Linked DNA regions of Mus musculus: regions 2 and 3 are each linked to region 1. The links are chromatin loops, found by intact Hi-C in ENCODE. Cell type or tissue: heart. All regions are shown on one strand.

Region 1 (2,500 bases):
GGTATCATTTAAAACTACATAGCTGTATCTCCATCTCTTCCTGTATGCAGAAGCTGGAGTGCTGTTGGGCCAATTCAAACAAAAGTGTTCCCAAGAACAGGGAGGCTCTGTGCACAGCCCGTCTTGTCTCCCCTGGGAACATCCCTGTGCCAGTACCAGGTGTTCTGTGCCGTGGGATTTTGTACAGTCAGCCCTCTTTAATCCAGTTACAGGATGGCTTTGGCTCTCATCAGTTTTATAAGTGCAGTAGAGATCCAGGGTAGGGAGGATGGTGTCCAAAGCTAAAACAAGTGACCATCCATACAAGGGATACTAGTTCCACCAACTGATACCGCCTCTCTGCTAAAGGGGCAAGTTCTTTAGTCATGATTATTAATAGCCCTTTAGAACATTCTGGAGCTATCAGAAGAGTGGGCACACTTTCACTGGGGCCCAAAACATCATTTCTCCCTTTCTGAATAGGAGCAGAACCCAGCACTGAAGGAGCCAGTTTATTCTTCTCAGAGCTGAATCCTGGGGAGCCCGTTCCACAGGATTCCTACCACATTACTGGACGTGGCAACTGATATTCAGGAAGCAGAAGGGAATGTGGGCCCCAGCCTGGCCTTCCTTCCTTGCTCTCCGCGGATGGTTAGCCTCAGTCCCACATCAAGTTCCTAGTAAATGTCTGGAAGTGTTCTAAGCATCTCTCATCGATGCACCAGTCTGAGTCCTTACCAGCGCTATGCAAACTCTCCGTTGTTCTCAGAGAGAGCCGCGGGCACTTTTCTGGCCCGTTGTCATTATTGTGGTTCCTCTGCTTGCCTTTAGTATCCCTCATCAACACAAATAAATGTAATAGCATGTTAAATTAAAATAAACCACATATTCCCAAAATGCAAACAGATTTGTGTCCCAGACTGAGCTGTGAGTCAGGGCTTCCCAAGTGCTGCTAAAGCATGAGTCTGGTTTCTAAAGGCTATACCCCTGACTCCCTCTGTGTGTGTCTCCTTTGGTTGTATCTTTCCTGTTCCATGTTTCCTTTTTCAGACGCATGCTGACAAATGCTTTTGCAAAGGCTGATTGCTCACAGATTTCAAATGCTTACACGCAGTGTGACAGTCAGATCTCCATGCTGAATAAATAGGTAAACCTGACTCTACCTCCTTTATCTATTACTCTCCTGTGTCAAGGCCCCCTGGCCCTTTTCGCTTGGAAGAAACTCCTTTCTCATTTTGGTTACATTCCTGGAAAGGAACGGTAGGTGGCAGTAACATTTCAATTCAAAGGGTGTTTAGGGGCCTCCAGAAACTGACTAGGAAGAGTTTTCAGGCTGGAAAAGCAAATTGTACAAGCTAATGATGAAATTGCTTTTAAAAAGGATTAATAGATGTAAATGCAAGAATCTATTTTTTAAAAATGACAGTATATTTCGAACACAGCTTTCACACGGGTCATCCGTGGCTGTACTTGCGTGGAGAATTTTGAAGATGGAGTGGTAATTGAGTGGATAGATACTCACCTCAAATGAAGAGCTCACCCGTGTTTGTGATGTGCATTTTGGGACTGTCACCTCATCGACGATGCCCATCTCTGCGCTCCTCCCCCACTCTCTGCCCTTTCCCTGTGTTGGGAGTGAATGTTACCTTTGAGGCCCTCTGGCTGTCCCTGAAGGGGACATGAATAGAGTGTGTTTGTCTCTCTCCTCTCAATGCTACTTTGTGTGGCTGCTGTAGCTTTCATCCTTGCTCTCTCTCTCTCTGTCTCTTTCTCGCCTGAGCTCTTTGACATCTGTGCTTTGTTCATTGTCTTAGAGAAATGAGCATAACGAGAAGGAACAAAAGCAAACAAAGGCGGGTTTGTGTAGCTGATGGAGAGTCTCAAGCAAAGGACTTTTGGTCCTCTTGTCCTTAATTATAGATGCTCTGGGGCCCCAGTAACGGTAACAAAGTTGTACCTTGGACCTATTGGCTGGCTCAGTGTTTCTCAACAAGTCCTCCATGAGACTTCATGGAATGGAGTCCTCTAGGGATAGACACACAGACCTTTGGTGGAAGTTTAAGTGAGAAAAGCCCTTGCCTAGAAATAAGAATCTACAGTTCACTTTCAAAGTGCATTAAGGCACACCTGGGTTTCCTTGATGTAAGTGGAAATCTGTGCCCATCAGCAGGCACTGGGAGCTGCTAAGTCTGCAGCAGCAGCCTTTAACAGTGGAACAGTGGGAACCCAAAGATGGCATTTCTTTAGTAGTAAACAGGACCCTGAAAATGTGCCTGGAAGGAGTGTCCCATGAGAAATTGTTTTCCATTTGAGACCCCTTAGGTGTCTCATAGCCAAGCAGAATACTCCAGGCCCAGATATTTCCAAAAATTCACCATAGCAACAGAGTGTACCTATGTGGTGTGCTTCATTGCAAAAAGATTGTGTTTTACCAAAGAGTGAGAGGTAAAGATGAGGGGAGCCTAGGAAGATCTCAGGACTGTGACCAGGAAAAGAAAGAAAGGAACGAGGGGAGGGGAGG
Region 2 (2,500 bases), 210 kb after region 1:
AGTGCCTAGCAAATACAGAAGTGGATGCTTACAGTCATCTATTGGATGGAACACAGGACCCCCAATGGAGGAGCTATAGAAAGTACCCAAGGACATGAAGGAGTCTGCAACCCTATAGATGGAACAACAATATGCACTAACCAGTACCCCCAGAGCTGGTGTCTCTAGCTGCATATGTAGCAGAAGATGGCCTAGTCGGCCATCATTGAGAAGAGAGACCCCTTGATCTTGCAAACTTTATATTCCCCAGTACAGGGGAAACACCAGGGCCAAGAAGTGGGAGTGGGTGGGTAGGGGAGCAGGGCTGGGGGAGGGTATAGGGGACTTTCGGGACAGCATTTGAAATGTAAATAAAGAAAATATCTAATAAAAAATAAAAAGTACAAAATATCAATCTATCATATTATTTTTAAATCAACCCAGCTGAAGTAGGGGAACCATACATCATTTAATCACCTGTTAGTCTGATGGTCAGCCAAAATAGCTCAGCTCTTCTTTAGCACTGCTCAGGGTCCATCCGTGTCACAGTCACACCAAAGTCTCAACCACTTCCCTAGCATTCAGTTCCAAAGAAGGCTTGATTAACAACCAGCCTGCTAAAGCTGAGTATCTGAGGAAATGTTGTATTGAAATACCGAAGCCTCAGTGCTTAATAAACGCCATCCAGTCTTCTTCCACAAAGCTCAGTACGATAGAACTCTTATATGAACCAGGAAAGCACGTTATATGCAAGTTCAAAATTTCTGTTAAATACTGTTAAGAAATAACCAGTGAAATCATATTGAATAATATATATTAACTTAATATAATAGAAACATTTCATACACATCAAAGCATAAATCTTTTTTTTTTTTTTTACATTATCTTTTGGTGTTGGAGTTTTGAAATCTCACCTGGTGTACACTTGACATAGAGAGCATGCTGGAACTGGCGCTGGATACTCAGAGTCCGTGTTGACTCCTTTATTGGAAAAATGATGCTCTTAAGGGGGTACATTATTAAGATTAGAGGACAAGAAGCAGAATAAGATATTATTTATTATTTAAGTACTTGTAAATTTTTATCTACGAGAGAGAGAGAGAGACAGAGACAGAGAGAGAGAGACAGAGACATAGAGAGAGACAGAGAGAGAGAGAGAGACAGAGAGAGAGAGAGAGAGAGAATTGGGGTATTCTGCTGCTCAGTGCAGGCACCTGGCAACTCACTGGTTGTGTCTATATCACAGCCACAGGTGCTGGCTGGAGTTCGGAAGCTCAGCTGTTACTAGGGGCTTTAACAGATTGACAGCTGCTTTTGAGACCCAAGCTTGAAACTGAGGCTAATAAAGTCCTAGCACAGAACTTGAAGTCTGGTTTGTGGAGACAAGGCCACCATCCTGTGGAATCTCAAGGAACTGCAGTGAAGCAGTCCCCTTGTGTGATTAAGATGTGGAGGGCAGAGTCCTCAATGCATCCACCCTGGGAGAAAGCTGTGGAACATGTGATCAACCTACCTAAGCAGTGTGCAACAAACCTGGAAAAGATCCAGGGAAGGGTCAGAGAAGGGTGATTCCGAGTAAAAGGCAGACTGAAGTTACGAAAATGTGTATGATTAGAATCAACGAGATCATAAAATGTAAGATGAGGACTTGTCCATATCGAGATTTGCTAAAACTAAGGTTGAAGTCTCAAGTATGATATCCAAATCCACGGTTTTTTACCAGGAAATACCTTTAAACCTTTTCACATATTTAGCTTTTAAATAAGCTAAGTGGTGTACGATGCTGTGTTAATGTTTTTGAATAGTCATGCCAGTAAGGCCAATTATCAGGAAGTTTGGAAGTGACAAATTGTCTTCAAAATGCCAAATTGTTTTGGCAATATTAAGAATCTCTGCCTGTTTCTATGGAAATCCCACACTTATCTACCCTCTGGCACCCAAACACTGTTATGTTGTTTACAACATAATGACAGCGTTCCAAAATATTAGAAATGCACAATGTTGGTGCTTGGAATTGTGAAGCTAATAAAATGGTAAGAATATGTGTGCCGAGAAGAACATTCAATATTCAAAATTACGTCTTCAAGGCTTTTTTATTTTAGAAAAAAGAGAAAATTCCCCAAGTACACTGCTATGGTGTCAGATGGATGACATCAAAGATGAGTTATTAACCATGTTTTAGATCCTGTAGCCAAGTTAATGTGGTTATTGGTTGTGGGCAATATAGATTTATCGATTAATGATACATAAAAATATATTGCCCTTAAAAATATAGGGCTGAAATGTTAGGTGTAATGGCTTCTACATGCCATCTAGACAAAGGCTCCTCTTACTTCATGGTTAGTGATAGACTGAAAAATAGTCTGAATTGTTCTGAGTGTTATCAAGCAACCACTCTAGAGTTAAGTTGCTCTTTCTGTATGTTGGGTATTTCTAACACAATATTGTTGATTCTATTCTTCTTGCCCTTGTTATATTTTAATCAATGATATGACTAAGTACTTAGAAAACATAGTTACTG
Region 3 (2,500 bases), 900 kb after region 1:
TTATCATCAGATTTAAAAGGGCAGAAAACTATTACCCATACACACAACCCCAGTCCATACCTGATCCTCTGTTTCTCAACTAAATCAAGATGAGGTTGCTTAATCAACATCAGCCGACCAACACGATCATATAACTTCTCAACTGTAAATTCCCCACTTATAAAGCCTAGCAATGAAGAAGCATGCATCTCTAAGGTGTTCTTAAAAGTAAGATCCAATCCAATAGAAGATGAATTGATTTGGTATAACCATAGTATTTATTAATGCCGAGTCAACTGTATCTGTACGATGCATCTCATCAGGGTTCTCTAATCAGGACACTGAGGGGCTTTGTGAACCAGGGTCACCCAAATATTTCTCAGGTTGATGAGCAAGGTGGAATGGTGTATAAAAATGAGACCTGGTTCTAGGCCTGGTTTGTGTCTTAGATTACTAGCTGTGTACTTAATAAAAAGTCAGTTCCTGGTCTCAGACTTCATTTTATTATCAATAAAATGAAGACTGTGCACGCTAAAATCATTTCCAAGTTTGATGTTCTGTGCCTTGGACAATTTCCCTGAACTGTTATTTCATGCTTTAATTTTCATCAACTCTAGCAAGGGAGGTTCCTAGACCTCCAGTATGTTAGGTCAACAGAGATAATGAGGTTGGGAAATAGAGCTACCATTGCCTCTCTCCTTGCTGCTCCAACCAATATTAGATACAAGGAAATGCTTCAGTAGTCAGACAGCATATTCTAAGGGTGTCAAGATTTACAACACATTTCTCAGGAAAGAAATGCTTTGCTAAGAAGGGAAAAGTGAAACTTTTATTCTGCACACCTGGGATTAAGCATGTCTTTCACGCACTCTGTTACTATGGTTTGGAACAAAGCATGGGCAAAACAAACAACATCTGATAGAATCCCATTACCTACTGTACTAGATCACAGCTTGCAACTTAAGAGCTCTGCCCTCTAGTGGACAAGCTTTTCAGCTGCAAGTTTCTTTTACTAGGTCAGAGAGTCCCATTCAGCATTGCTTGCATTTGTGGCCTGGTCTGAATCTTATCTGATACTGTATCAAAGGCACAAGACTTGAGAATAGAGTCCCAACACTGAGAATTACATGAGGAGCACTGTGGTACTTGGTGAGTTTAGGAATGAGTCCTGATTCCTCTCTGTTAGGCACTATGCTAAGTGGTTAAATAAATGCAATTTACATCACACAACCTTCATACCAGGAAAACTGTATTGTACCTATCCATTTTGGTTCCTGAAACCTGCTAGTCCATTGGACACTGAAACCAACAATAGCAAGAAAGCATGTAAGTGAATGGATAAAAAGAAATAATTCCATGACATTTCTCTGCTTGTCGATCACTTTTCACACTTGTCCAGTGCACTCTCAGAGCTTCTAAGTAAACACTCTTAGGTGAAATTTTAATATCTAACTTCAGACTCATTGCTAACAAACTGAAGTACTAAAAATGGGTCTTTAAAATCCCTAGACTCAAGAATGCACACACACACGAGAGAGAGAGAGAGAGAGAGAGAGAGAGAGAGAGAGAGAGAAACAAAAAAGTCAGATAACTAAATAAGAAAATAAAGCTAGTTCTAAAAATATCTTGTAAATATAGAAATATAGATGTAAGTAGGTTAACCATAGAAGTAGGTACAAGAGTGTCATTTTAAAATTAGTCAAACTTAGGATGGCACCCCTTACCAACAATTCTTTCTAGATGCTATTTCTCCTTGGTAAAAATGAATTACTATACAATTTTTTGAGGGGCCACATAAGAGTGATTTGCTATCCATTTTACTTCCTGTTCATTGTCCTGTATTATGTTATTGCCATAGATGCTTATGCCCTTCCTCATTTAAAGCATAATTTTTTTACTCCTCTCAAACCCTAAGACACACACAAGCCTAACTGCATACATACAGCAGCCAGCTGTTTAAGAAAGCCTTGCTCCATACAATGTGTGTGTGTTCCTCTCTTCAGCACAACCTTGAACCCATTTTTGAAATTAGAAGTCTACTCAGGGTTTCCAAAAGAAGACAAATTTGTCTTAGAGACTTAGTAAATGACTAGATCATCCTCTCCAGTGATACTGTGTACTCATGAGGAAATGCCACATGCAAGAGTAGTGAGAACACAGGGTGAGGAGCAAACACCAGAAGCCAGAGTGACAATTGGGGAGAGAGGCTAATTAGAAGGCTGGGACAAAGTTCAGAAGCATGGTTTATTCTTTGAAGACTCACATTTTATTTATCTATCTATCTATCTATCTATCTATCTATCTATCTATCTATCTATGTATCTATCTATCTATCTATCTATCTATCTATCTATCTACCTACCTACATATCCATTCATCCATCTATCTACTTATGTGTGGGAGAGTGAATGTGTGCTCAAACACACACACATACACACACACACACACCCCAACACACAAACATGGGCCCCAGAAGAAAATTGTGGCAGTCAGTTCTCTCCTTCCACCATGTGGGCTCTGA

What was found. Peaks named below come from ENCODE experiments on the same cell type or tissue, not always from the same donor. Only the 100,000 strongest peaks of a DNase experiment are listed, where the experiment ranks them.
Region 2: a loop joins it to region 1, with 8 times the contacts of the local background. A loop is called at or near these places in 19 of 42 quality-filtered maps.
Region 3: it touches region 1 in a loop (19-fold over the local background); 3 of 42 quality-filtered maps call a loop at or near these places.

The regions. Positions count from the first base shown.
Region 1 is chr6:36,902,757-36,905,256 of GRCm38, reverse strand. All of the region lies in intron 28 of Dgki (diacylglycerol kinase, iota), which reads left to right. It overlaps Gm52857 (a long non-coding RNA gene), which reads right to left and starts at 1,724. Exons shown (of 3, transcript XR_003956276.1): 1 at 1,502-1,724. In heart, a CTCF peak has its summit at 1,240 (motif pointing right); no DNase peak of the experiment used is centred here; H3K27ac peaks cover 910 bases.
Region 2 is chr6:36,690,537-36,693,036 of GRCm38, reverse strand. No RefSeq gene overlaps it. Among named protein-coding and RNA genes, the nearest start is that of Ptn, 120 kb to the left of the region's middle. In heart, a CTCF peak has its summit at 1,385; no DNase peak of the experiment used is centred here.
Region 3 is chr6:36,003,345-36,005,844 of GRCm38, reverse strand. No RefSeq gene overlaps it. Among named protein-coding and RNA genes, the nearest start is that of Gm38790, 4.9 kb to the right of the region's middle. In heart, a CTCF peak has its summit at 953 (motif pointing left); no DNase peak of the experiment used is centred here.